Linked DNA regions of Homo sapiens: region 2 is linked to region 1. A link is an interaction called in ENCODE POLR2A ChIA-PET data of the cell type or tissue named here. Cell type or tissue: PC-9. All regions are shown on one strand. Links, peaks and the distances in the headings refer to the core of each region. The heading gives the core; the rest is flanking DNA. Region 1 has its middle 25 kb from the start of EEA1. Region 2 overlaps LOC643339 (a long non-coding RNA gene).

Evidence for each region. ChIA-PET counts read pairs that join two places held together with the same protein. Peaks named below come from ENCODE experiments on the same cell type or tissue, not always from the same donor. Only the 100,000 strongest peaks of a DNase experiment are listed, where the experiment ranks them.
Region 2: POLR2A ChIA-PET joins it to region 1 with 10 read pairs; 2 of 35 experiments call an interaction of 5 or more read pairs at or near these places.

The regions. Positions count from the first base shown.
Region 1 is chr12:92,946,780-92,962,198 of GRCh38, forward strand. It overlaps the pseudogene RNU6-1329P. Among named protein-coding and RNA genes, the nearest start is that of EEA1, 25 kb to the left of the region's middle. In PC-9, for the core only: no CTCF peak of the experiment used is centred there; no DNase peak of the experiment used is centred there.
Region 2 is chr12:93,308,866-93,324,284 of GRCh38, forward strand. All of the region lies in intron 2 of LOC643339 (a long non-coding RNA gene), which reads right to left. Among named protein-coding and RNA genes, the nearest start is that of NUDT4, 61 kb to the right of the region's middle. RefSeq lists an enhancer at 5,744-5,888 and a cis regulatory region at 5,809-5,822. In PC-9, for the core only: no CTCF peak of the experiment used is centred there; DNase peaks (open chromatin) are centred at 5,816, 6,486 and 8,606; H3K4me3 peaks cover 1,608 bases; H3K27ac peaks cover 3,244 bases.

The DNA of each region.
Region 1 (15,419 bases), core at 4,194-12,193:
CTGCCTTGACCTCCTGGGCTCAAGCGATCCTCCTGCCTCAGCCCCCTGCGTAGCTGGAACTACAGGTGCATGCCACCATGCCCTGCTAATTTTTGTATTTTTGGTAGAGGCAGGGTTTTGACATGTTGCCCAGGCTGGTCTTGACGTTCTGGGCTCAACTGATTCACCTGTGTCAGCCTCCCAAAGTGCTGGGATTATAGGTGTGAGCCTCTGCACCTGGCCCCACAGTTATTTTAAAAGGAAAAATGGGGGAAATGTAAAGTAAACAAACCCCAAGTACATTTAAATGTAAGTTAAATCAGCTGTGTAAAGGACACCCAAGCCCTCATATTGGTGATTGAACAGAGAAAAGCTTGTTTCTACCTATTTGTGGAGAGATGAATAGAAACGACGTGTGATGAGGAAATAAAACATGGAGAAACTGGAGAAAATCTACTAACCCCTCGTTCTTTTTTTTTTTTCTTTTAAGATGGAGTCTAGCTTTGTCGCCAGGCTGGAGTGCAGTGGCGTGATCTCAGCTCACTGCAACCTCCGCCTCTCGGGTTCAAGCGATCCTGCCTCAGCCTCCCAAGTAGCTAGGATTTCAGGTTCATGCCTCCGTGCCTGGCTAATTTTAGTATTTTTAGGAGAGAGATTTCACCATATTGGCCAGGATGATCTCAATCTCCTGACCTCAAGTGATCCACCCACCTCAGCCTCCCAAAGTGCTAGGACTACAGGCGTGAGCCACCGCGCCCAGCCTTACTAACCCCTCATTCTAAAGGTAAATGGAAGGATACAACTTGAGAATGTAGGAGAGAAAAAAAATTTCTTTTCCTCTATTCTTTTTCATTGTGTGGGTCCCTGCAAGTTAGCCTGACAAAAGATAGATTAACAGAAGAAAAGGCATACAAATTTTATTTAATGTTAATTTTTAGCAAACAGAGGTGCTTTTTGTTTTTTGAAGAGATGGGATCTCACTGTGTTGCCCAGGCTGGTCTTGAAACCCTGGGCTCAAGCAATCCTCCCACCTCAGCCTCCCAAAGTTCTGGGATGACAGGCATGAGCCACCATGCCCAGCCCACAGGGGCTTTTCTAAAAAATGAAGTGAAGACTCAGTAAAGCAGATAGGCCTAAGAGCTTAAGTACCACTTTAAACAAAGAATGATAAATTGTGGAGATGGAACAAGGCAACAGAAAAGTGTTTTAGGTTTCCAAGGGCAAATGGTGGGAAGGTAAATATATGGGAGGAGAAACTAATGGAGTAAGGTTGATTTGTGCAGGTCCACTTTGGTATTGACAATCTACAGAATAGGAGAAAATTTTTGCATTCCATCCATCTGACAAAGGCCTAATATCCAGAGTCTACAAAGAACTTAAACAAATTTACAAGAAAAAAAACAACCCCATTAAAAAGTGGGCAAAGGACATGAACAGACACTTCTCAAAAGAAGACATTCATGGAGCCAACAAACATACAGAAAAAAAGCTCAACATCACTGGTGGTTAGATAAATGCAAATCAAAACCACAATGAGATACCACCTCACACCAGTCAGAATGGCAATTATTAAAAAGTCAAGAAACATGGCAAGGTCCACATCGGTGGAAGAAAGCAAGCAAGCTAGGGTGGTAGATTATTACCTGTAAAATTATCTGGCCCTGGTGGGTTTTCTTTGTATGTATGAGAAAATTTTTAAATACTAATTTAATTTTTATGATAATTGTGATTTCTCCTAAATTCATTCATTATATTCTCTTCTTTTAATTTCTGTTTATCATTATTGACCTTTTCCCTCTGTCTTTTAAAAATTATTATTATTTTCTTTTTGAGTCAGAGTTTCACTCTTGTTGTCCAGGCTGGAGTGCAATGATGTGATCTCGGCTCACTGCAACCTCTGCCTCCCAGGTTCAAGCGATTCTCCTGCCTCCCGCATAGCTGGGATTACAGGTGCTCACCACCATGCCCAGCTAATTTTTTGTATTTTTAGTAGAGACGGGGTTTCACCATGTTGGCCAGGCTGGTCTCGAACTCCTGACCTCAAGTGATCCACCCACCTCAGCCCCAAAAGTGCTGTGATTACAGGCATGAGCTACCACGCCCAACTCTTATTTTTTATTATTTGAGACAGAGTCTCACTCTGGTCACCCAGGCTGGAGTGCAGTGGCAAGATCACAGCTCACCACAGCCTCCATCTTCCCATCTCAGGTGATCCTCCCATCTCAGCCTCCTGAGTAGCTGGGACTACAGGCAGGTATCACCAAACCCAGCTAATTACTGTATTTTTTGTAGAGACAGAGTTTTGCCATGTTGCCCAAGCTGGTCTCTAACTCCTGGGCTCAAGCAATCCTCCTGCCTTAGCCTCCCAAAATGCTCAGATTACAGACATGAGCCATTCTTCATTTTTCTGGCCTATTCTTCATTTTTAGTTTCCCATTCTGGCCGACTTGACCATTATCTTTTGCCTAGATGACTATAGAATCTTCCTCTCTAAATGATTGTTTGGCTGGGTGCACTGGCTCATGCCTGTAATCCAAGCACTTTGGGAGGCCAAGGAGGGAGGATTATTTGAGCCCAGGAGTTCAAAACCAGCCTGGCAACAAAGTGAGACACTGTAAGAAAGAAAAGAAAAGAAAAGAAAAGGAAAGAGAAGAGAAGAGAAAAAGAAAGAAAGAGAAAAAGGAAGGAAGAAAGGAAGGAAGGAAAGAGGGAGAGAGGGAGGAAGGAAGGGAGGAGGAAGGAAGAGAGGGAGGGAGGAAGAGAGGGAGGGAGAGAGAAAGCAATAGGAGGGCAGGGGAGGGGAGGGCAGGGGAGGGAAGGGAAGGGCAGGGCAGGGAAGGGAAGAGAAGGGAAGGGAAGGGATTAGCCAGGTGTGGTGGTAGACGCTGGCTGAAGAAGTAGGAGGATCACTCCCAGGAGGTCAAGGCTGCAGTGAGCCATGATCACACCATTGCACTCCAGCCTGGGCAACAAAGCAAGACCCTGGCTCAAAAATAAAAATAAAAAAGTCATTGTTTATATCACAGCCAGAATGGTCATATTTAAACATAAACTAGATTTCTTTTCCTAAACATAACCTAGCCTATAAATCATTAACCAGTTTATACACATAATTCTGCTCCTTGTTCTATTCTCACTTAACAATATATTGGACCTCACTATGTTCAAATATGACATGGGACATACATTTTTTTTTCTTAAAGTATTCTTTGTTTATATGAAATTCAAATGTAACTGGGTGTTCTGTATTTTTAGTTGCTAAATCTGGCAGCCCTACTTCTACCATTGGTCCAACACAAGGTGGCTGTTCCAGTTCTAGCCTCCACTCAGCCATGGGAAGAGCTTAAGTAGGCTTGAGGAGCACAAGTCCAGTTCTCTTTAGGGCAAAACCTGGACATGTCACATATTACTTCTGTGCATATACCATGGGTCAAAACATTTCCACATTTAGCTTCTAAGGAAGCTGGGAAATGTAGTCTTTAGCTAGGCAGGCATGTAGCCAACTAAAACCCTATTGCCAAGAAAGAAAAGAAGAATGGGTACGGGAAAACAACTAGTAGTCCCACATTGACAATAATCTTGGCCAGGTGCGTCGGCTCACGCCTATAATCCCAGCACTTTGGGAGGCCAAGGCAGGGGGAATCACCTGAGGTCAGGCATTCAAGACCAGCCTGACCAACATAGAGAAACCCCGTCTCTACTAAAAACACAAAATTAGCCAGGTGTGGTGGCCCATACCTATAATCCCAGCCACTCGGGAGGCCGAGGCATGAGAATTGCTTGAACCCAGGTGGCGGAGGTTGTGGTGAGCCAAGATTGCATCATTGCACTCCAGTCTGGGCAACAAGAGCCAGGAAGGAAGGAAGAAGGAAGGAAGGGAGGGAGGAAGAGAGGGAGAGAAGAGGGAGGAAGGGAGGGAGGGAGGGAGAAAGCAATAGGATGGGAGGGGAGGGGAGGGAAGGGAAGGGAAGGGAAGGGAAAGGAAGGGAACGGAACGGAAGGGAAGGGAATCCCAGCACTTTGGGCAGCTGCGGCAGGAGGATCACCTGAGGCCAGGAGTTCAAGACCAGCCTGGCCAACATGGAGAAACCCTGTCTCTATTAAAAATAAAAATTAGCAAGGCATGGTGGCTGGTACCTGTAATCCCAGCTACTCGGGAGGCTGAGGCAGCAGAATAACTTGAACCCAGGAGGGGAAGTTTACAGTGAGCCGAGATCATGCCAATGCACTCCAACTTGGGCAATAGAGCAAGACTCCATCTCAAAAAACAAAGAAACTAAATGAGAACATAGTGAGAAATGAAAATTAAATCTGATTAGGCTAATACTTAGGTTTACTCTGCCAGGTGCTTTGCGAAACCTTTTACACACATTATTTCATTAAATCTTTTTCTTTGAGACAGAATCTCTGTCGCCTAGGCTGGAATGCAGTGGTGCAATCTCAGCTTGCTGCAATTTCCGCCTGCTAGGTTCAAGAGATTCTCCTGCCTCAGCCTCTCAAGTAGCTGGGATTACAGGCATGTGTCACCACACTGCCTAAGTTTTGTATTTTTAGTAGAGACGGGGCTTCACCATGTTGGCCAAGCTGATCTTGAACTCCTGACCTCAAATGATTTGCCCACCTCAGCCTCTCAAAGTGTTGGGATTACAGATGTGAGTCACCATGCCCTGCTTCATTAAATCTTTATTGCAACAAGAGGAATTATTATTATTATTATTATTTGAGACACAGTTTTACTCTGTCACCCAGGCTGGAGTGCAGTGGCACCATCTGGCTCACTGCAACCTCTGCTCCCGGGTTCAAGTCATTCTCCTGCTTCAGCCTCCCGGGTAGCTGGGATTACAGGCATGCACCACCATGCCCAGCTAATTTTGTATTTTTAGTAGAAATGGGGTTTCACCATGTTGGCCAGTCTGCTCTCAAACTCCTGATCTGAAGCGATCTGCCCACCTCGGCCTCCCAAAGTGCTGGGATTACAGGCATGAGCGACCATGCCCGGCCAAGAGGAATCATAATTCTTATTTGGCAATAGGGAAAATGGAGGTTGTAAGGGTTAAGTGACTTTCCTAAGTCATATAGCTGATAAAAGATGTAGCCAGTATTCAAAACTGAGGTTAACTTCATTATGCCATATTACATTCACACCTTAAAAAAATAAAATCAAGGTATCTGATATCTAGACAGAGTCTTACTCTCTTGCCCAGGCTGGAGTACAGTGCTGTGATCATGGCTCTCTGCAGCCTCACCCTCCTGGGCTCAAGAAATCCTGCCACCTCAACCTCCCAAGTAGTTGGGACTACAGGCATGTGCCACCACACCTGTCTAATTTTTGTATTTTTTGTAGAGATGGGGTTTCACCATGTTGCCCGGGCTGGTCTTGAAACTCTTGAGTTCCAGCAATCTGTCCACCTCAGCCTCCCAAATTTCTGGGATTACAGGCATGAGCCATGGTTCCTGGCCTTTAAACCTTTCATTATGGAAAATTTCACATGTGAAAATAGAAAGAAAAATGTAACAAAGCCATATGTACCTATTGCCCAGCTTCAATAATTATTTACACCCTGCCATTCTTTTTTTATGAATCTTCCCTTACCCCCTAAATTCTCACAATTTTTTCTTTTATCATGGAGTATTTTAAAACAAATCCCAGTCATCAAATTTCTCTACGTGTAAATATTTCAGTATGCTTCCCTAATGCCTAAGAACTTGAAAAAAGAAACATAACAATAACATTGTCATGCCTCCAAAGAATCATATTTAACATCCAGTCCAAGTTTAACTTTTCTTGATTGTCTCAAGAGTATTTTTATGGCTGTTCAAATAAAAATTCAAACACAGTGCAGACATTACATATTTTACATATTCTCTTAAGTCCGTTTTTTGCTTGCGTCAGCAGCACATATACCAAAATTGGAACGATACAGAGAAGATTAGCATGGCCCCTGCTCAAGGATGACATGCAAATTCGTGAAGCGTTCCAAAATAAATAAATTCATTAATTAAAATTAAAAAAAATTTTTTTTAGTCTACGCTTGGTGGCTCACGCCAGTAATCCCAGCACTTTGGGAGGCCGAGGTGGGCAGATCACAAGGTCAGGAGATTGAGACCAGCCTGGTTCACACGGTGAAACCCCATCTCTACTAAAAAAAAAAAGTACAAAAAATTAGCCGGGTGTGGCGGCGTGTGCTTGAAGTTCCAGCTACTCGGGAGGCTGAGGCAGGAGAATAGCGTGAACCCGGGAGGCGGAGCTTGTAGTTAGCTGAGATCGCACCACTGCACTCCAGACTGGGCGACAGAGCGAGACTCTGTCTCAAAAAAAAAACAAACTTTTTTTAAAGTCTCTTTTAATGTATGACAGTTCCCCTTCCCTTGTGTTTCCTCGCTTTTCTAATGCTTTTAACTCTGGGATCATGAATTAACTTTGTAACCTGCTATGTGTTCATTGAAGAAGTAAGGCTGTTTGTCCTGTTGAATTTCTTACATTCAGAATTGGGCTGACAGTTTTCTCCTGGTGTCATTAATGGGTTTTTCCATCACCTATACTTCCAGTAAGCTGGTAGTTTGTTGAAGAGGCTAGTCTAAATTCAGGTTCAAGTTTTTTTTTTAATTTGTTTTTATTTTTTCTTTGTGGGTTTTATATATATATGCAAGGTTAGACCATAGGTGGTACAGTAGCTTACTTTTAAAATAAACTGTGTAACTAATTTATTGAATGTGCTGAATTGGTTATTATAATCAGTAAACTACTTTTTCTTATCTACTGCTACCTTCAAGCAAGCAGATCTCCCTTCTTTGCCCCAGATGACATTTCAGGGAGATCTCTTAGCTTTGGGGCCATTCTCAGATGTGAGAAGAGTCTCATTTTCAGCTATGGAAAATTCTAGTTCAGTCTATATTAAACTTTAATTTCTCATCCAATTTAAATCTCCTGTCCTCTCTTCTCATCCCTATTCCTCCCCTGTCTTCTATGACAGCTGACAGGCAGGACCAGCATTGAGGAAATGGTACATGATCTGTCCTTTTACTCCATCTGGTGAACAGTCTCCACAGTGTCCCCGTGGTTCATGGATAACCTTATGCATTCTTGCCCAGTCAAACAATGGTGGTGTAATTGCTGCCACAGCAACCCTGTGTACTTGCCCTGTCACTAGAGGTCACTCTAGTTCCTCTATACCCCCTCAAACTCCAGGAGACCTGATGCAGGATTTTTGCTCCTTAGCTCAGCTAAGTCTGGGTTCTTGTCTCACGACCAGGAAGAATTAGGCACACAAACATCAAACAGTGAGTGGAGTAGAATTTATTAAGTGAAAGGAAAGCTTTCAGCAAAAAGAGGGGACACGGCAGGAGGTGGGGGTAGTTCTCCTACCCGAAGACAGGAAAGTTCCCCGATATGGCTGAGCCTGGGGCTTTTTATGGGCTCAGAATAGGGAGTGTGTGCTGATTGGTTTGTGAGTATCCAAAAATGGTCATAGCAAAGACACCACTCAAAGGTGGGCACAACAGTGTAGAAAACCAATTAGGAAAAGGTAGGTATATGTAAAATAGGTGAAGAGTGGGGATCAATCAAAGGAAAGTGCACCAAACAGGAAGGTGGGTTCTCAATCCCATCTGAGTATTTACCCAGGACAGTTTCTGTCTTGAAGGTTGGGTTTCACCAGGGACCTGCCCCTATCTGCCTAGGCATTTGCCTGCCTCCTGCCTCTATCAGACCCTTGTCAGGTTCTCCCCAAAACTTAATTGCCTTTCAGTCCTGTAGTAGCACTGGGCAGGCCTACACACTCCTCCAGCCCAGCAGGCATCTGGCCAAGGAGTAAAAGTCCCTCACCTGTTTCTGGCTAGCCCCTCGATTCTCTAAGGGGTGCTCTTACTGTCCCCCTTCACTTGGCTCCATCCCATGTGGAACAGGGAATAAATGCCAGTGTGTTCTCTCTTTTTGTGAAGTCCCCCCAAAGATGCACCTGTCTTAATGAAACACCAGCCTTCTCCGCTATAGGATTTTGGGAGTGACAATTCCTGGACGAGAAAGAATGACTGTGTCATAGTAAGGCCTGTGCACATGTGTGCAGATACCCTTTTCAAAATGGGGGCTACTTCCCACCCATTGTCAGCACCACTGAGGATTATCCTAAAAATAAACAGGAAAGTCCTAATCTATATTCAGACAAGTTTGTTAAGATTTACCCCTTGACTTCATTTTATAAAGTAGCTTAGCTAAACATACAGAATTTTCTAGTTTATTTTAAAATGAATGACTTAAAGAAACTATAATTTTTTTTTTTTTTTTGAGACAGGGTCTTGTTCTGTCACCCAGGCTGGAGTGCAGTGGCATGATCACTGCTCACTGAAGCCTCAACCTCCCAGGCTCAAGAAATCCTCCCACCTCAGTCTTCCAAGGAGCTGGACTACAGATGGACACCACCATGCCCAGCTAATTTTTGTATTTTTACTAGAGATGGAGATTTCACCATGTTGCCCAGGCTGGTCTCGAACTCCTGAGCTCAAGTGATCCTCCTGCCTCAGCCTCCCAAAGTGCTGGGATTATAGTTGTGAGCCACTGCACCCAGCCAAGAGAAACTCAAATATAAATGATACCCTTCAGGACATGTTTTCATGTGTCATTGGGATGTTAATAAACATCATATACAAGAGCTAACAAATTCTTATCTTTTGTCCGTATTTTAGAAGACCTGGGCGGCCTACCAAATATTAACAACAACAAAAGCAACAAAAGAAAATAATTTCTGGCAGAGCGTGGTGGCTCATGCCTGTAATCCCAGCACTTTGGGAGGCCGAGGCAGGCAGATCACCTGAGGTCGAGAGTTTGAGACCAGCCTGACCAACATGAAGGAACTCCATCTCTACTAAAAATACAAAATTAGCTGGGCGTGGTGGCATGCACCTGTAATCCCAGCTACTCGAGAGGCTAAGGCAGGAGAATCACTTGAACCTGGGAGACATAGGTTGCAGGGAGTCATGATTGTGCCATTGCACTCCAGCCTGGGCAACAAGAGTGAAACTCCATCTCAAAAAAAGAAAAAGAAAAAGAAAAAAAAATCATTTCTAAAAACAGCAGAAGACATGGAAGCAGGTCCACAGTGATAGATCAGCTATGTTAAACATACTCAGTCTTGTTTTCTATTTTAGCCTTTGTACATAGAAATATTTACTTGTTTGATTCACATCTTTGTTAGACACAACCTATACCATTTTAATTGATGTGTTAAGGTCTATGTGTATTTTTTTAATTAATGGGTTTAATTACAATTGCTGTGTAGATAATTGCTTATTCAATCCTGAAGTAGAACTGGAATTAGGAAATGAAAAGAGGGTCCACTGACTCACTACAGTCAGCTGAGCACACTCTTATTTTGCTCTCAGAGTAGAGGTGAACAATAATCTAATCAAGAACTGCATGGTGGTGAGTCAGTATTCAAAGATGAATGGGCCAAAATAAGAGTTTAAAAACATGTGAGACGTGTGGATGGATATTACAATAGGTCAATTGCATCACATTAAACTTATTCTGGACATGGCTGGTTAAGTATGCTTGAATCTAAGTATTATATCTTCCAAATGTGTGCACTTAGAAAAGCTTCAGGCTCATAAAAGGATGAATGTTTGTGGAAGAAAGGAAGGAGGAATAAAAGAGGAAAAGGGGGGAAAGGAAAGGAGGGAGAAAGAAAGGGAGAGAGGGAGGAAAAGCAAAATGGTTTTCACTACTTCATTTCAACCACTGAGTGAGTATAAATTGCTAATGATTTTTTCATGGTGTGGTTAAAATGTTGATTTTAGGCCTAGTCACATAAATGAAATAAAAGTAAGAGTTTAATTAAAATTATGTTATGGTAATAATCGAAAGGATGACAGCACAGCTTGTGTTTGAAAAAGGAATGTTAAGAGTTTATATGTTTTTGGGTTTTTTTTTTTTTTTTTTTCTTTTGAGACAGAGTCTTGCCCTATCACCCAGACTGGAGTGCAGTGGTGCGATCTTGGCTCACTGCAACCTCCATCTTCTGGGTTCAAGTGATTCTCCTGCCTCACCCTCCTGAGTAGCTGGGATTACAGGAACCCACCACCACGCCCAGCTAATTTTTGTATTTTTAGTAGAGATGGGGTTTCACCATGTTAGCCAGGCTGGACTCGAACTCCTGACCTCAGGCAATCTGCCTGCCTCGGCCTCCCAAAGTGCTGGGATTACAGGCGTGAGCCACCAAGCCCCGTCATGTTTTTGTTTTTAACTCTGGCATCATGAATTTACTTTGTAACATATTTAACATTCCAGAATATCAATGTCATGCCCCTCTGTGTGAAGAGAGTCCACTAACAGGCTTTGTGTGAGCAACAAGGCTGTTTATTTCACTTGGATGCAAGTGGGCTGAGTCCAAAAAGAGTCAGCAAAGGGAGATAGGGGTGGGGCAGTTTTATAGGATTTGGGTAGGTAGTGGAAAATTACAGTTAAAGGGGGTTGTTCTCTTGCAGGCAGGGGTGGGGGTCACAAGGTGCTCGGTGGAGAGCTCCGGAGACTTAATGTCCAGGAGAAGGAATGTCACAAGGCTAACTGATCAGTCAGGGTGGGGCAGGAACAAATCACAATGTCATCAGTTAAGGCAGGAACTGGCTATTTTCATTATTTTGTGGTTTTTCAGTTGCTTCAGGCCATCTGGATTTATAAGTGCAGGTCACAGGGGATATGATGGGGGCTCAGAGGCCTGACAATCAAGTCATTGCTTTGTTCTCTTGGAAACTCCATTTACCAAGTCGCTTGAATATAGTTACAAATGTATTTAAACACAAAGACATGGTAATTAATAGAAAGGAAATGTTCCATTAAGAAATACAACGTAGAATGCATGTTTAAAGCAAACTTGTAGAAATAGAATTTCAGGGCAAGACAGTACTTCAGTCATTCTCAATTCTGTGTCACATGCAGCAGAGTTAATCTTTGTGTAAGTCTTGAGTCTTGGATACAGATGCTGCAGAGAGGGTCACAGCCATGGTCTTGTGGGGCTCACATAGAGGCTGCATCCCTTGAATTGCCCTCCCCCTTCTCCCTCCATTGCATGGGAATATCGTTCAACCTGCTGTGAATTTGCCATGTGGTGCTGTCACCCTTCCTTCATTTCAGTCCCTTGAAGTAATCTACAAGGACATGGAAGGAGATGAGAAATTGCCTCATGGCCAAAGTAACCCTTCTCTTCAGGGTGTTCCTATGGTATTTTATTTTGTTTTATATTTTTTTTATTTATTTATTGTTTGTTTGTTTATTCTTTTGAGACAGTCTCACTCTGCTGCCCAGGCTGGAGTGCAATGGCATGATCTCTGCCCACTGCAACCTCCGCCTCCTGGGTTCAAGCAATTCTCCTGTCTCAGCTTCCAGAGTAGCTGGGATTACAGGTGCCTGCCACCACACCTGTCTAATTTTTGTATTTTTAATAGAGACAGGGTTTCACCATGCTGGCCAGGCTGGTCTCGAACTCCCGACCTCAGGTGATCTGCCCGCCTCAGCCTCCCAGAGTGCTGGGATTACAGGCATGAGCCACTGCACCCGGCCTATTTTATTTTTTGAGACAGAGTCTTACTCTGTCACCCAGGCTAGAGTGCAATGCATGATCTCGGCTCACTGCAACCTCTGCCTCCCGGGTTCAAGCGATTTTCCTGCCTCAGCCTCCCAAGTAGCTGGGATTACAAGTGTGTGCCACCATACTTGGCTAATTTTGTATTTTTAGTACAGATGGGGTTTCACCATGTTGGTCAAGCTGGTCTCGAACTCCCGACCTCTGGTGATCCACCCGCCTTGGCCTGCCAAACTGCTGGGATTACAGATGTGAGCCACCGTGCCTGGTCCCCTCTGGTATTTTATATGACTATATTGCACTGATCACATTGATCATTTTAATTTCTTGCCCCTAAAATATTCACTCCATATAAATTGAGTTCATATTCATTTTGGAATCCTCATTGAACAGGCTTTCTTGTATGCCCATACTGATCAAGGTCTGTGTTAGATATTACATTTAAAATTGAACAAAGTAGGTGTGGTCCTTAAATTTTGGAAGGGTTGCTGGCATCTGAGGAAGACAGTCATTATCTAAATCAACAGGAAAAATAGAAGATTGCAAGTTGTATTATGAAGGAAGAGACCAGGGTTCCAGGGGCTAGAACAATAGGAGAGGCAGAATCAAACTGAGGATTTAGCAAAGCTTCTTTGAGGAACCAACATTTAACTTGAGGCCCACAACTAGGAGCTATTCCGGTTATTCAGGCTTTGAGTGAAAAGAGGAATGTGCCTGCCATATGGGGCACCACATGGGAAGCTGGGGGCAACTGGACCTGGAATACATTGGGCAAGGAGTGAGTGATGGGGGAGGGTCAGGGCCCAGGGGCTGTGGGGCCTTAGAGGCCACATTAGGGATTTTGTATTTTATCCCAAGTGCAAACTATTTAAAGTTTGAAGCAGGTAAGTTGCAGTGGCTCATACCTGTAATCTCAGCACTTTGGGAGGCTGAGGCAGGAAGATCGATTGAGGCCAGAAGTTCAAGATCAGTCTGGGCAATATGGTGAGACCCCCCCGTCATCGCTACAAAAAATTTGTTTTTCAAAACATTAGCAGGCCTGGTGCCACATGCTATAGTAACAGCTACTTGGGAGGTTAAAGCAGGAGGATCACCTGAGCCCAGAAGTTTGAGGCTGCAATGATCCATGACTGTGCCTCTGCACTCCAGCCTTGGTGACATAGCGAGACTGCATCTCAAAAACAAATAAGTAAATAAAAAATAAAGTTCAAAGTTGGCAATTGATGTGATTTGCATACCCTGCCTTGTGTTCACTGGCCAGTATTGAATATTTAGAAATAAACTAAACATGAACAATGAATCAATGATACAGTTCATCTATGCCATTCCCTAGTTTTACCAACCACAGGCAATTAGATTAATGCAATATAGTTTGTTCTTAGAAAATATGTAGTAGAGGCCGGGCACGGTGGCTCACGCCTTAATCCCAGCACTTTGGGAGGCCGAGGCAGGCAGATTACCTGAGGTCAGGAATTCGAGACCAATCTGGCCAACATGATGAAACCCTGTCTCTACCAAAAATACAAAAATTAGTCAGGCTGTGGTAGTGGGTGCCTGTAATCCCAGCTACTCGGGCGGCTGAGGCAGGAGAATCACTTGGACATGAGAGGTGGAGGTTGCAGTGAGCCAAGACCGTGCCATTGCACTCCAGCCTGGGCAACAGGGCCAGACTCAGTCTCAGGAAAAAAAAAAAAAAAAAAAAAACCTGGGCGTGATGGCTCACGCCTGTAATCCCAGCACATTGGGAGGCTGAGGCGAGTGGATCACCTGAGATCAGCAGTTTGAGACCAGCCTGGTCAACATGGTGAAATCCTGTCTCTACTAAAAGTACAAAAATTAACTGGGTGTGGTGGTGGCAGGTGCCTGTAGTCCCAGCTACTCAGGAGGCTGAAGCAGGAGAATCACTTGAATATGAGAGGCGGAGGTTGCAGTGAGCCAAAATTGCACCATTGCACTCCAGCCTGGGCAATAGAGAGAGACTCCAGCTCAAAAAAAAAAAAAAAAAAAAAAAAAGAGAGAAAAGAAAAGAGAAAGAAAGAAAAGAAAAAAAAGAAAACATGTAGTAGAAATTTGTTTTTTTTTTGAGATGGAGTTTCGCTCTTGTTGCCCAGGCTGGAATGCATGACGCGATCTCGGCTCACTGCAACCTCCTCCTCCTCTCCTACCTCAGCCTCCCGAGTAGCTGGGATTACACGCATGCACCACCACGCCCAGCTACTTTTTTTGTACTTTTAGTAGAGATGGGGTTTCTCCATGTTAGTCAGGCTGGTCTCCAACTTCCGACCTCAGGTGATCCACCAACCCTCGGCCTCCCAAAATGCTGGGTTTACAGGCGTGAGCCACCGCACCTGGCTGTTGACTTTTAGTCACTCACCATTCCCTTTCCTTTTCTACTAATCCCTCATTTTATTTTGGATAAGTACACTGTGATGGTTAATTATATGAGTCAACTCGACTGAGCTAACAGATACTAGGATAGCCAGTAAAACATCATTTTTGGATGTGTCTGTGAGAGTGGTACCATTTGAATCAGTAACGGAGTGAAGAAGATCTGCCTTCACCAGTGTGACTGTTCAGAGCACAAACGAAACAAAAAGGCAGAGGAGGGGTGACATCACTTTCTCTTCTTGAGCCAGGACATCTATCTTCTCTTGTCCTTGGACATCAGAATTCCTCGTTCTCAGGCCTTTGGACTCTAGGACTTGCACCAGGGTTCCCACCACCCCGTCCCAGTTCTCAGTCCATCAGTCTTGGACTGGGATTTGCACCACTGGCTTCTCTGCTTCTCAAGCCTTTGGCCTCGACTGAATTATATCACTGGCTTTCCAGGTTCTCCAGCTTGCATCGTTCATTTGTTTCTTGGCCATTTGGGAGTCTATACATTTTTTTACACTTCCTTTCCAAGAAATCAAATACAGGGCTGCCAGTTGGGCACACCCTCAATGAGTATGGCTGATGCTACTTGCCATGACAACGTTGCCTGGTTTCCTAATGTTAACGTTAGCTCCTACCTTCTAAGTTGGGTCACTGAAGTCCACCTTTATAAGTGGGTGTGTTCTGGAAATAGCTGTTTTTCTGTAGACACAGTATCTGTGATCCCTGTATTGGATCCACTGAGTTATAATACTCTCCTAAATCTCACTATGGGAGGCTAGTCTATGTAATTGAACTATTGAACTTCTGCCTCAAGAGCTAAAACCCAGCTCTACCCAACTAGAGCCCTGTGAAGTCTTAGCATTCCCCTTCCTGGGGGCCTAGAGACTCTCTACTAATCCCCAATTGCTGTCTAGGGCTCTACTCTAAAAAGATGAACAGGCCAGGAGTGGTGGCTCACCCTTGTAATCCCAGCACTTTGGGAGGCCGAGGCGGGTGGATCACTTGAGGTTAGGAGTTCAAGACCAGCCTGACCAACATTGTGAAACCCCGTCTGTACTAAAAATACAAAAACTAGCATGGCCTGGGGGCGCACAGCTGTAATCCCAGCTACTTGGGAGGCTGCGGGAAGAGAATTGCTTAAACCCGGGAGGCGGAGGTTGCAAAGGGCCAAGATCACACCACTGCACTCCAGCCTGAATGACAGAGAGAGACTTAGCCTCAAAATAAAATAAAATAAAATAATAAAAAGATGAAGATTCATAAGCAAGTTCCATGCTAATTTGAGGCATTACCTCTTCATGGAGGCCTTTACTGACATGCTTCAACTGTAAACTGGACTCTCTTAGATATTAGCATTGGATACATTTATGTCAAGTCTGCCACTTCCCTTTGAACACCAAATTGGACCACCTGCTAGCATCCTTGCGGGTCTGAGTCATAGTCATGTCATGTGCCCCATCCTGGCTCCAACCACTACTTTCTCCCCACCAG
Region 2 (15,419 bases), core at 5,048-13,047, 360 kb after region 1:
CAGAAAATTGGCAGGGATGTAGAAGAAGTCAGGAATACTTTGTTTGTTTCCTTGAGACAGGGTCTCACTCTGTCACCCAGGCTGGAGTGCAGTGGCATGATCACAGCTCTCTCCAGCCTCGACCTCTCAGGTTCAAGTGCTCCTCCCACCTCAACCTCCCTTGTAGCTGGAACTACAGGCACCTGCCACCACACCTGGCTAATTTATGTTATCTTATTTTTTGTAGAGATAGGGGCCTCACTATGTTGTCCAGGCTGGTCTCAAACTGCTGGGCTCAAGCAATCCTCCTGCCTTGGCCTCCCCCAGTGCTGGGATTAAAGGTGTGAGCCGCCGCTCCCAGCCTGATAATACTATTAACCAATAGGACCTAATCTACATTTATAGACTATTCCACCCAACAATAGCAGAAAACACATTATTTTCAAGCGCCCATGGAACACATCCCAAAATAGACTATATCTTGGGCCATAAAACCAACATCAACAAATTTAGAGGACTAAAGGCTGGGCGCAGTTGCTCATGCCTGTAATCCCAGCACTTTGGGAGGCCAAGGGGAGTGCAGATCACTTGAGCTCAGGAGTTCAAGACCAGCCTGGCCAACATGGTGAAACCCTGTCTCCACTAAAAAAAATTAACCAGGCGTGGTGGCGGGTCCCTGTAACCACAGCTACTCAGGAGGCTGAGACAGAAGAATCGCTTGAACCTGGGAGGCAGAGGTTGCAGTGAACCGAGATCGAGCCACTGCACTCCAGCCTGGGTGACAAAGAGAGACTCTGTCTCAAAAAAAAAAAAAAAGTATAAATAAAACTGCCATATTTAAGAAAAATATTGTTGCAGGTTGGGTTTCCTGGGAAACAGACTTAGAGATGGAGGCTTACACACAGGAGGTTTATTGGGAAGTGATCTTGGGATTAACACCTGTGGAGATATCAAAGCTGCTGATTCAGGCAGAGGGAGAAGTTGGGCTGCAACGCAGTCACAGCAAGGGCTTCCGCCCATCTCCTGGGGAGCCCTTGAGCTAGGATGGTCTTACAGAAATATCCCAAAATAAAGCAAGGGGGCTGGACATTTAGACCTCACATCATGATATGAAGGGAAATGACCTTGGACAGCTGGCTTCTCATCACTAGGGTTGTCGGGGAGAGCAGGAGGAGACAGGTGTGAGCTGTCAGCCAATCAGACTGCCGGTTTCAGTCATGAAGTGGGAGATCTGGGCAGCCCACCCAGTGCTTATTCTAAGTTTGAATCACCTACTCATTCACTCTCACCAGGGAAACCTTTATGTAGACCCAATAGACAGTAAAGGCTACCTCCTGAAGAAAGAGCAGGCTGTTAGAAAAAAATAATCATAGCTACAAAACTTTTTCTTACCAGAGGTAAGATGACTTGTCACCACCAAGGTAAGGCAGCATCTTATGCTCAGCACAGGACTGATTCCAGCTTCCCTGTCCCACGTAAAGGCAGCCCAGCAGTGAACCTCATGCCATTGACCCACTCTTCTCTCTGCCCCTTGCCAGCACTGACGATATCTTACCAAACACTAGTGACTGACACATGAAATGCATTCCATCCCAGAGAGCCTCCTGAATGTTAATTTTTTCACGAACGGACAGGGAGAAAACTTTTATGTGGAAATCGTTGTGACAGAAAAATGGTCTATGGCTGGGTGTATACTTTCAGCAGAGCTCAAAGGTCAAACCTTCAGTCTGATCATACAGTTTTCATGCTTTCTGCCTGCTGGAGATTCCCAGAAAAATTTTCCAATAGAAAAAAGAAAGACAAAAAAATCATTAGAACCAGAAAGAACATCCGCCCGTCATACTCAATGTTAAAAAACCATGTGACTCTGCCGGGCATGGTGGCTCATGCCTGTAATCCCAGCACTTTGGGAGGCCAAGGTGGGTGGATCGCCTGAGGTCAGGAGTTCAAGACCAGCCTGGCCAACATAGTAAAACCCTGCCTCTACTAAAAATGCAAAAATTAGCTGGATGTGGAGGCAGGTGTCTGTAATCCCAGCTACTCAGGAGGCTGAGGCAGGAGAATTGCTTGAACCTGGGAGACGGAGGTTTCAGTGAGCCGAGACTGTGCCATTGCACTCACTCCAGCCTGGGTGACAAGACCGAAACTCAGTCTCAAAAAAAAAAAAGTGACTATTTAAACAAGGAAACTCATTCTTTTGCCCACTTATGGTATGATCATTTAAAATAACATTTTTAAAAATGTATAGTATAAACTTGGGGGAGGGCGTGGGGAGAAAGAAGGAAGGCTTTCTTCTCAGCACTTTCCAAAAGCAGACAGATGAAATATAGACCTAGCACTAGAATAATGACTTCAGATGAAGTCCTGTGAAAGCAAGTTCTATCTGACTGTCTCTCCGTCTGTCTGATGTGACATCAGTGGTCAAACCCTGGAAATGATGGCTAGAGGGCAAAATCTATTTTAGGTGTTCTCTCAATCCCCTTAGCCTCACCAACCCACTTGTCCCAGGTTTATCAAATCCATGCTAGAACCTGGCCACACTGCTAAGTCTAAATCTCCAGGAAAAATAACGTTTAAAAAAGAAAAGACTGGGCCAGGCCCGGTGGCTCACGCCTGTAATCCCAACACTCTGGGAGGCCGAGGCAGACAGATCACCTAAGGTCAGGAGTTTGAGACCAGCCTGGCCAACATGGTGAAACCCTGTCTCTACTAAAGATACGAAATTAGCCAGGTGTGGTGGCGGGCACCTGTAATCCCAGCTACTCAGGAGGCTGAAGCAGGAGAATCACTTGAACCTGGGAGACGGAGGTTGCAGTGACCTGAGATCGCACCTTTGCACTCTAGCCTGGGCAAAAATAGTGAAACTCCATCTCAAAAATAAATAAAAGACTTAAATACAGATGAAATTCAAAGGTAGGGGCAGTAAACCTACTTAGCGAATAATCAAGTTTCTGCATTTCCTTTTCTCTTTGGTATGAGTGCAATAATCTTGTCCCCAGTCTACGGGCTCTTCTGGTACTTCCAATAAATTCCTTCCAGGGACCCCACCTAATCCTTTGTACATGGTCCCAGTTGTCTGCCTTCCTGAGGTAAACGCATTCCTAAAACATTCTGTGTGAAGGAGATGTTCATAGTACAAATAATACTTTTCCACTGACTTTAATTCTGATTCCCTAGTATTTTTATCATGGCTTCTAATCTATCTTCTGGCTACAAGAAGTGAGTCATTTGTAAAGTGAAGAATTTATTTTAAAGTGAGCAATCATACCACCCATTTTCTGTTTTCCTCCAGAGAGGCATCTAAAAATGACTTTCCCCTTGTAGTCCCAAAGTTCTCAAACCTACACTCACCTCTTTGCCCAAAACTTCCAGCCTCAACTATGTTAAGGTCTCTCTCTGCCTTGCTTAGAGCCCCACCGTCGCTGTGATAGTTTTCTAGAGATGCCCAACGAAGTATCGCAGAGTTGTTAAAGAACAGGAATTTATTTTTCCACAGGTCTGGAAGCTAGAAGTCCAAGATCAAGCTAACAGCAGGGTTGGTGTCTTCTAGGGCCTCTCTCCTCAGCTTGCAGATGGTTTTCTCTCTGTACCTGTCTATATCCACATTTCTTCTTGTAAGGTCACTGGTCATATTGGATTAGGGCCTACCCATAATTTTATTTTAACCACTTCTTTAAAGACCCTATTTCTAAATACAGTCACATTCTGGGGCCCCCTGCCTTAAGGGACAACATCCACCACATTGGCCGGTATGCTAAATGGAAGCATTACATTTCTTTGTGCCAATTGCCATAAGAAGTAAGGCCGAAAGCAGGAGAAGCATGTCTTCATTTTCTCAACTCACTACTCCACCGTCTAGGTCCTTGATTTAAATGATTTCATGACACAAGTAGGAACAGACCCTTTGGGCAACTCAGCAGCTAAGCCAACATCACCTTAAGCAAAATGTTAGACATGAAAATGTCACATTACATGGAAAACAGCGTTAAGGGACCACAACTACAATAAGGAAAAGACTGTGGTTTTTTTTCTCTCTTATATTGTTTGTGTAACTAGGATGATTCCTGTACATAATTTATTCGTATGCATATGTATCCATATATTATATATAACATTTATTGAGATCCAGCCATGTGCCAGGCACTGCTCTAAAAGCATTATGTGTACTAGCTCACTTAATCCTCATGATAGCTCCATGAGATAGATACTTTTATGATCCCCAAATTATGGACAAGGTGCTGCAGCACAGAAGTTAAGCCGCTGCCCAAGGACACACAGCTGGTAAGTGTTGCAGGTGGGATTTGGCCCTGGAAGTCTGGCTTTTGTATCTTATGCATCAGTTAGCAGACTATTGCTTATTTTGATCAAGTCTTTTCTATTTCTAATATGCAATTAACATATAAACACCATTAGTTCCATTGAAAAACCCACTGCAGAGATTTCAGAAGGGGCTGCAAACCCCTTTGAGCAGGCTCCCATCAGGCTACCTTTCCTGGGTGGTCAGCAGCTGCTTTGCTCCTCTGTGAACTTTTTCCTTAATAGCAAAGTGGCCTCAAGAAGACCTCTGGCCTCAAGAAGCTCCCCACTCTTGTACTGGCAATTGGCAATACAGTGTACAAATGTACACTGCTTCAACTGGTCCTAGAAAACCTGGGAACCGATGCATCCCCACAAGGAAATATTAGAGTTGGGGACCAGGTGAAATCACAGTCATACCTTCAGGACCTTCCATATATACTTGCCTTATTCAGCACGTACTCAGTACTAAGAACTTAAGTTATTTACACATATTAGCTCACTTTAGCCTAGAAGAAGCCTACAAGAAGATATTAATGTTCATCATTAAGAACAATGTATATAAAAATGTAAACTGCAAAATGTGTTAAAAATCTTAAGCTTTAATAAACTGGAGTTAAAAGAGAAATTGAATTAAACCACACTATCCTTACTCAAGTTCAAAACCATATATATTTTCAAAAATTATTTTCTGTAGAGATGTGGCCTCACTATGTTGTCCAGGCTAGTTTGGAACTCCTGGGCTCAAGCAATTTTCCCATCCCAGCCTCCCAAAGTGCTGGGATTACAGGCACAAGCCACCTCAGCCAGTCCAAAAATATTTTTCTTAAATCATACTCTCACAAAAACGTTTTGTCTCACTCCACTTCCAAAGTGACTCATGGAAGCCGTGAAAACCAGAACCAATAATAGTAATGGGATTAAAAATAAATAGAATTTATTAAATATCTACTGTGTCCCAAAGTGGCATGTGTTTCTTTTCTTCTTTTTTTTTTTTTTTTTTTTTTTTTTGTAGAAATGGGGTCTCACTATCTTTGCCCAGGCTGGTCTGGAACTCTTAGTCTCAAGCAAGCCTCCCGCCTCAGTCTCCCAATGCACTGGGATTACAGGCATGTGCTGCCCAACGGTGTTTCCTGGACTCAAACTTGCTTTGATGTCTCAGGTCTGCATCTACAAACTACTGGATGTTGAGAAAGTCCTGTAACTTTCCCATGCCTCAGTTTCCTCATCTGTAAGTGGGATGACAAAGATACCTATCTTGTAGGCTTGTTGTGAGGATGAATTGAGTTAGCTTATGTAAAACGCTCAGAAAAACACATAGCATGTTGTAAGAAGACAGAAGTGCCTGCGGCTATCATCAAAATCTCACAACCTTGGTAATACACATTTTTACATCTGAGGAAAACATCTGAGGCTTAGACCTAAACTTGCCGCAGGTAACTCATTAGAATGTGGCTGGGGCGGGGGACAGTGGTGAAGGTTCCAACCCAGGTGTGGCAGATTCCAGAGCCTGCGGTCTGAACCAGCCCCTGGTGACCTTTACCCCGAGAGCGGAAGAAAGGCAAACAGGCGGAAGCCCACAGCCGAGGCCATCGCGCTGCGCATGATCCGTGGCAACCGTCCTTCCTTGACCTTTGCCCACTGGAAAAGCCAATCCCAAGTCAGCCTGGGGTAAAGGGGCGGGGCCTTGTGGTTGGCATAGCAACAGACATGGGTCAAACTCACCTGGGGGTTAGGGCGGGGTTGTTTGTCACTAAGGAATCATTGCTGAATGACACTACAGTGGAGAACCAGAGCCCCGGGCTTTTCTAAACAAACAGCCCTGGTCACTGCTGAATTCAAAGTGTACTGCCGGGGCCGGGCGCGGTGGCTCACGCCTGTAATCCCAACACTTTGGGAGGCTGAGGCAGGCGGATCACGAGGTCAGGAGATAGAGACCATCCTGGCCAACATGGTGAAACCGAAACCCCGTCTCTACTAAAAATACAAAAATTAGCTGGGCATGATGGCGGGCGCCTGTAATCCCAGCTACTCAGGAGGCTGAGGCAGGAGAATCACTTGAACCCAGGAAGCGGAGGTTACAGTGAGCCGAGATGGTGCCACTGCACTGCAGCCTGTCAACAGAGCAAGACTTGTCTGGAAAAAAAAAAAAATGCGCACCGCCGGGCCCGCCTCCCTCAGCACCCAATGCTGGTCGGAGCCCTCGGGCAAACAAACTACCTCCTGCATCCGGGAACTTACCCTCCAGGCGGAAGGAAAGAATGCGGGGACAGAGACCTGTCCTGGGAGAAGCTCCTTAGGAGATGAAGGAGCACCGAAAGATGCCTGACGTTTTTACGACTCCTCTTTCATGTTTGTGTCCCATCTCTTCTCAGAAGAATTAGCCATGTTTTGTGAATTCCAGGTGCCATCTTCAAAAACACCCTTGGATTCTAGCCAATCACCAAAATGGCAGAGACGGCCACCTGAGACCAATTAGAATATCCACACCAGTGGAAGAGAGCTCCAGTGGTAAATTTCCTAGATGTACAACTATTGATTTCATGATGTATTGTTCCATAAGGTGACTTTAAAACAGGACAAAAGTCATGATTCGTATCTTTGTTTCATCTTGTCGTTAATATTATATCTGGTAATTTTCTTGAAAACATAAGGACTTATTTTACAAATTTGTATGCTTTCATAAGTACTTCATTGTAACTTTAATAGTAAATAAACTTTGGCTTTATTAAGGTGTAGGAGAGAAAACCCTACGAACAGAAATAAAACAATTGTGATGAATCATTCATTAATCCCTGGGAGAAGCAGAGTGGGCGTACTGTGGGCTTAGGCTCACTAAGAAGGACCTGGATTCACATCCTAGCTTTGTCCATTGTATGTGGCCTTGGGCAGGTCTCATAAGCCACACTCCTTTGCAAAATGAAGATAACAATATCTACTTCTGAGAGCTGTTTTCAGAGGATGAAAGTGCATAATAAGTGCCTTATCTTACACATGGCCCAGTCTTGGCTCAAAAATGTTACTTTTCTTTCTTGAATATCCCCACTTCCTCTTGAACAGCCTCCCCCAAGGCAGTTAGTTGCTCATCTTTCTCCCTAATCCCCAGATAATTTGTTCTGAGCAGAATAATTTTTATCCCGGTAGCTTAGAACAGTGGCCAGCCCACAACAAGTACTTGGTGTCTGTTTATCTGGACTTGGTTGTGCTGTAATTTATGTGCTGACTGAGAGCTCCCAGGGATAGGAACCACATCAGCTAGCATCTAGCATAGTACCTAGTACATAGTGCCTACTACATAGGCTATGCTCAGTAACATAGTTGTGTTACTATGCATTGCACTCCTCATTTTTGCAAGGTACACAAACATATCTGTCTTCAGCAGCCAGGCAGGTGAATTAAGATAAGAGCGATAAAGTCCGTGACAAACTGGAGGCATTCCCATTCAACTAAACAAAAAACACTTTTCTGGCCAAACACAACAATCTGTCCACAGGATTTACCCCTCTACCATAAAACTGCCACCATAAACAAAGCTTTGTAATTAACAAGTTCTTTTTTTTTTTTTTTTTTTTTTTTGGGCAGGGTATCAATCTGTCTCCCAGGCTGGAAGGCAGGAGTGAAGTGAAGTGGCATGTGGTTCACAGTAGCTTCAACCTCCTGGGCTCAAGTGATACTCTCATCTCAGCCTCCCAAGTAGCTGGGACCACAATCACATGCCACCATGCTGGGCTAGGTTTTTTATTTTTTGTAGAGATGAGGTTTTGCCATGTTACCCAGGCTGGTCTTGAACTCCTGGCCTCAAGCGATCCTCCCACTCCAGCCTCCCAAAGTATTGGGATTATAGGTGTGAGCCACCATGCCCAGCCCACAATTACTTTCTTATATGTTATCTCATTTGATACTTGAGCAATTTTCTGAAGAAAGCGTTTTTGAGTTCATTTTACAGGCATCTGATAGAGAAACTGAGGCTCAAATACAGAGATTTATCCAAATCAAACTAAGTTAATAGCCAGCCAGGGATTTGCATTCATGTCTTCTAACATCGACCCAGGACTCCCGCTTCTCTTTACACCATATACTGTTCTTTATGTGCCGCTGTTTTTCTCTTTATAGTTTTTCTAGGACAAAAACCAAGCTCCATCAGAAGGTTAAACCTGTGTCAGGTTTACAGTCCAATGACCGCCGTGGGTCATAATCCATCTAGAGCTCTGAGACAGGTGCCTTTAGAAACAATGCCTTCTTTGCAACCAGAGGAGCGTGTTTTCCTCGAGTCATCAGCATAGAGAGGCCTGGCAGCAAGGTATGATGAGCATGATGAGTGGGCTGACAGGAAGAACTCTGCACCCAAATGGCAATGAGGAAGCAGGCTCCTTATATCAACGTGAAGAATCTTTAAAGGAACTTGAGTTTGTAAAGAGAGCAAGAAAAACAAGATAGAGTCTTAGCAACTAGAGGAAACAAGCATCTCATTTCTGTAGGCCAGTGTTGTCCAACAGAAACAAAATGTGAGCTACATATAACTTTAAATTTTCTAAAGAGTAAAATTTAAAAAGTAAAAAGAAACAAAAGAAATTAATTTGAATAATACATTATATTTAATCTAATATATACAATATATTTTTAACATGTGACCAATATAAAAATTATTAATGAGCTATTTTATTTATTTATTTTTGAGACAGAGTCTCACTCTGTCGCCTAGGCTGTAGTGCAGTGGCTCAATCTTGGCTCAGTGCAACCTTGCCTCCCGGGTTCAAGTGATTCTCCTGCCTCAGCCACCTGAGTAGCTGGGATTAATTAGCATGTGCCACCATGTCCGGCTAATTTTTGTATTTAGTAGAGACAGGGTTTCACCATGTTGGCCAGGCTGGTTTTGAACTCCTGACCTCAAATGATCTGCCTTCCTCGACCTACCAAAGTGTTGGGATTACAGGCGTGAGCCACTGCGCATGTAATTCTTTTTTTAATTTATATTTCTTTTTTTTTTTTTTTTGGACAAAGCCTTTGACATCCAGTGTGCATTTTATATTTACACTCAGTGGCACTGGCCATATTTCAAGTATTCAGTAGCAGCTGGGCACAGTGGCTCACACCTATAATCCCAGCACTTTGGGAGACTGAGGTGGGCGGATCACCTGAGGTCAGGAGTTCGAGACCAGCCTGGCCAACGTCGTGAAACCTTGTCTCTACTACAAAAAAAACCCAAAAAAATTAGCCAGGCATGGTGGCGGGCACCTGTAATCCCAGCTACTCGGGAGGCTGAGGCAGGAGAATCGCTTGAACCTGGGGCAGAGATTGCATTGAGCCAAGATCGCGCCACTGCACTCCAGCCTGGGCGACAGAGCGAGACTCTGTCAAAAAAAAAAAAAAAAAAAGAAGTACTCAGTAGCCACATGTGGCTAGTGGCTGCCATCTTGGACAGCACAGATCTAGGCCAAAGAAATTCCTAAAGGTCTATATTTCTGGCATAGTAAAAATGAGTGACATGGCTCTCTTCAAGGCCACTGAGAGGTCTCATTTCCAATCCTGCTAGTCCAGTTTGAAGACTGATCTTTTAGGGTCAACTTCAAACTTTGCCGCCATTTAGAGAGCAGCCGTGTCAATTTCCAGCCAGTTGCTCTGCAAAGCCAATCAGAGCCCATTATGTTTGGCTCCCTGTTTTTGCCTTGCAAGAGTGCAGTCCTCAGCATGTCCCCTTTCAAATACCTATTATTCTGGTGCTGTCTTCAGTGGTGCCATGACTGGCAGTGATTAGGGTGACATTTTTTATGTGCCTGAGTTCACAGAGCAAATTACATAGCGTGAGTGGCATGGTGATTAAGTGGCTGTGTGTAAAGACTAGAATCGCTACATTTGCATGTCTCTGAATAATGAGATTCTTATCTCCATTATGTGGCAATGAGGTCGAAATTGATAGCGCTATTAACTGTTTACACAGTAAGCACAATTTTCTATTCTCTCTTTCTCTCTCACTGGTTTCAAAGCAGCCAAAAGCTTTGAGCCCCCCAGCAACCCTCCCAAATAAGTTTTCCATAAAAAGAGATTTCCACAACCCCTCAATAAATTTTCTGGCTGCCTTCCAGAGCCCACAGATAATCCAATCCACCCTCTTGGTTTCACAGGGAAGAAGCTGCAGTGTAGAGAGGTGAGATTTGTCCAAGGTCACACAGAAAGAAAGAGGGCTGGAAAACAGAGGACTCCAACAATACTCATTCCTTCTCTGATTTGTGTCCTCTGGTGCCCGGCTGCAGCTTTGGAATAATGAAGTCCCACCTTCCAGCCTACATACATATTGTGCATTCTGGTCACACACCCATTTTGCTGCTGAAGAGATGATGAAACTGGCTGAAATTATAATTTGATTCTCCAAACACAGAGACCTTTTCAGTTGACCCTAGAGATGAGCCCTAACTATACTTTGAATCAACAAATATCAATTTTCGCAGCAATGAAATAAATATATGGAGAGATAGTTATAGTTACAGTGGGTTATAAAACAGGGCAAGGGAAAGCTGTGACTATTTATTTGGCTCTGCTCCTAGCAATGAAGTATTTATCCATCAGCTATGTGGCAGTGACATTTTTTATATGAAGGGCAAGTTTGAATTAATAACTAAAGAGACCGTTTTTAAAAATAGATCATCAGTGTAGCAACCCAAAAATGTATCCAATAAAGTGCTTCACTAGCAATATTGCAAAACATGAGGAGGAAAAAAACTCTCTCCAATTAAATTCTCACTCACCAGTGCTTTCGTGGTGGAACAACCACAACAGCATGAAGGTTAACTGCCTTGGCATAAAAGAGGAGACGGAGTAACAGGATTTGTCAAGTAGATCGTGGCATCAGCTTAACATTTGTGGGAGTTAAATGTATGCATGAACAGTTGTAATGCTGAGTTCCATTAAAAAATATGATGGTGAAATGGCCTGGAGTGAAGCATTATTATTTATTATGAACTAAAACGGACTATTTGTTTGTGATATATCTTAAAAGTACTGAGTGCCTTGAAATCACTAGAAGGGTTCATTACCTCTGTATCCCATCAATAACCAAAAATCTTGTCCTAGGAGTCAAAACTGAAGGAGATTCCAGATGGCATAAAGCACAAGAAAACTGGTTCCTATTTAGCAGTGGGTAAAGAAGTTGTGAAATCCTTCAGGACTCCACTTAAACTTTGCGGGGTTGAAAGAGGCCCTCCCTGGAACCCATAGTCTAAATTACACTTCTTTGGTATAAGTCACCATATTTCTTTTTTTTTGAGATGGTGTTTCACTCTTGTTGCCCAGGCTGGAGTGCAATGGTGCAATCTTGGCTCACTGCAACCTCCGCCTCCCAGGTTCAAGTGATTCTCCTGCCCCAGCCTCCTAAGTAGATGAGATTACAGGCAAGTGCCACCATGCCTGGCTAATGTTGTATTTTTAGTAGCGACAGAGTTTCACCATGTTGGTCAGGCTGGTCTCCAACTCCAGACCTCAAGTGATCTGCCCTCCTCGGCCTCCCAAAGTGCTGGGATTACAGGTGTGAGCCACCATGCCCAGCGAAGTCACAATATTTCCACATGCGCTGTTTGATTTATTATATTTGTTACACGAAGGTACTTACTACCTGTCTTCTCCACAAAGTCTGTGAACTCTAGCAAGGCAGGTGCCTATGCACCTAACAGCATATTCATCCATTCAAAATGTACCTACAGAGCACCTACTAAGAGTTAGCCAACACAATTCTGCCCTCATATGTTTACATCCAGATAGGGGGACATAGACCATAAACAATTAAACAAGCGAGTTGATTTGCTTTTTTTTTTTTTTTTAGGCAAGGTCTCACTCTATTGGCCAGGCTGAAGTACAGTGGCATGAACATAGTTCAGTGCAACCTCAAATGCCTGGGCTCAAGCAATTCTCCTGCCTCAGCTTTGCAAATACTTGAGACTACAGACTCACCATCACACCCAGCTGATTTTTTTTTTTTTAGATGGAGTCTCACTCTGTCGCCAGGCTGGAGTTCAATGGCACGATCTCGGCTCACTGCAACCTCCACCTCCCGGATTCAAGTGATTCTCCTGCCTCAGCCTCCCAAGCATCTGGGACTACAAGTGCTTGCCACCACACCCAGCTAATTTTTGTGTTTTTAGCAGAGACAGGGTTTCACCATGTTGGCCAGGATGGTCTTGATCTATTGACCTCGTGATCTGCCCGCCTCGGCCTCCCAAAGTACTGGAATTACAGGTGTGAGCCACCATGCCCAGCCACACCCAGCTAATTTTTATATTTTTTTGTAGAGACAGGGTCTCACTATGTTGCCCAGACTGGTCTCAAACTTCTGGCTTCAAACAATCCTCCTGCCTTGGCCTCCCAAAGCATTAGATTACATTTGTGGGCCACCACACCTGGCTTGATTTTAGATAATAATATGGGAGACTGATCAGAGAAGGTTTCCCTGAGGAAATGAGATTAAGGAAACCTGATACTGAAAGTTCTGGGCTGGACATAGCAGCTCACGCCTGTAAGCCCAGCATTTTGGGAGACCGAGGTGGGCAGATCGCTTGAGCTCAGGAGTTCAAGACCAGCCCAGGCAACATGGCGAAACCCTGTCTCTACTAAAAATACAAAAATTAGCCAGGTGTGGTGTTGCATGTCTGTAGTCCCAGCTACTCGGGAGGCTGAGGTGGGAGGATGGCTTGAGCCTGGTAGGCGGAGGTTGTATTGAGCTAAGATCACACCGCTGCACTCCAGCCTTGACAACAGAGTGAGACCCCGTCTCAAAAAATAAAAATAAAAATAAGTTCTGGATAGATATGAGCTGAGAGGAGTGAAAAATAAAAATAAAAGAAAAACAATTTTTTAAAAAGAAGAAAGTTCTGGGTAAGGGGCATTCCAGGCAACCAGAAGAGCAGGTGGAAGGACCCCAAGGTGGAAATAAGTGGCTATGGCTGGAACCTAGTGGGTGAGGAGAAGATGAAGTCAAGGAGGCAGATTGGGGCTGGATTATGTGCTTGGCACAGAGTAAACACTCAGTAAACATATGTTTCATGAACAAGTGAGCCCATATCAGCTATAATTGCAGGCGGAATGTAATTCTTGCTACCCTGGGCAAGACTGCAGGTGACCAAAATACAAAAGTAAAGCGTAGATATTAAGTGTTGTCTCCACAAAAATAACTACATGATGTATATTGCGTTTGTTAATTAGCTAGATTTAACCATTCCATAGTGTATATACACTTCAAAACATCATGCTGTACACAAAAAATACATACAATTTTATCTGTCAATTTAAAGAAATAGTGGTTGTTCTAGGGTTTACAATGTTCATATTTTATGTATCATAGTCTCCCTTCAAAGAATATTACACTACTCCACATGTAGTTTAAGAACCTTATGATAGTATAGTTACAATTCCTCCACCCTTTGGTCTTTTAATCCTCACAATACACTTATTGTATATTTGTTTACACTGCTAAATATCATTGATTGGTTCTTTAAAAATCCTCTGTTAAAAAAAAAAAGGCTGGGAACAGTGTTTCTCATGTCTGTAATCCCTGTAATCCCAGAGTTTTGAGAGGCTGGGGCAAAAGGATTGCTTGAGCCCAGGAGTTCGAGGCTGCAGTGAGCTATGATCGCGCCATTGCACTCCAGCCTGGGCAACAGAGATAGGCTCTGTCTCTGAAAAAAAAAAAAAAAAAAAAAAATAGAGAGAGAGAGAGAGAAAGGTAGAGGCTAGAAACTTGAAATTTCAAGAGAACCACAACAGGTAAATAAGATAAGTCCTGGGGACTCAGAGAAAATGAAAATGAGATATTTAAGGCAGCCTATAATAAACCCCAAATTGCTGCAGAGGAAGTCAGGGCAAGGGAGCTAAATGCAGGCTGACATCATATGGGGCAGGTTCCTGAAGGCAGGATGTGAACTAGGCCTTGAATCACACACAGGAATTTATTGGGCAGAACAAATAAGGAAGGTAGGGCACTCCAGGAAAATCGGTCTTATCACATTATCCCAATGGAACTACCACATTTATTTCTAGGACGTTATGTAAATCCATACTATGCTCATTACACAGAGGGACAATTGATTATATGCATGGAGTATAGAAGTTGGATCAAATTTATTGGCCAGGCACCGTGGCTCACGCCTGTAATCCCAGCACTTTGGGAGACTGAGGCAGGCGAATCACCATGTCAGGAGATCGAGACCATCCTGGCCAACATGGTGAAACCCCATCTCTACTAAAAATACAAAAATTAGCCGGGCATGGTGGTGTGTGCCTGTAGTCCCAGCTACTTGGGAGGCTGAGGCAGGAGAATTGCTTGGCCCGGGAGGTGGAGGTTGCAGTGAGCAGAGATCGTGCCTCTGCTTTCCAGCCTGGCGACAGAGCGAGACTCTGTCAAAAAAAAAAAGAAGTTGGATCAAATTTGTTTTAAGTTTTAGGCTTAAATTGTCTCCCTTGAAATTCATAGACTCCTCATCTAGTGGAGAATTGCCTATCTTCAGCTCATGCATAGTGAAATTGATGAGTTATGGATCTATAAGGGATGTTCTAATTCTCTCATTTGCTGGAAACTCAGTAGCCTGCTATTCTTGTTGTAATGGTTTAGTTCTTTTTAGCACTTTGTTAATCAAACTGTGTTGGAGATTGTGCCAGGGTGATCCAACCTCCTATTATAAGGTCTGTGAGACATGAGTCACAGCACAACCAAGAGGCCTCACCAGAAACTAGGGTAGCATCCTTGACACCACCGTTTCTCTCATGACCCCCAGTCAATCTAACCAGTGAAGTGCTATCAATTCTACCTCTCAAGTAACTCTCAAATCTGTCGTTTTTGCTCCTTGCTTACCACACTGCCTTATTCAGCCCCTTAACATTTCTTACTAAATCCCACCCTTTAATTTCCACCTCACCTCCAGCTATTTTTAAACATTCCTTTCCAATCCCCATAACCTCCCTGTGACTGCTTGAACACTCACCATAATATACATACACACCCTTCACGATTTGCCTACTCTTTCATCCTTGTCTTACTTCATGCCTCCCAAACAGCCCGAGTTCAAGAAAACAGCCATTTATGGTTTCCCCAAAGCCACATGCTGCTGGTAGTCTCCACTCCTTTGTGCTTGCAATTTCCTCTGCCTAGAATTTCTTTGCCC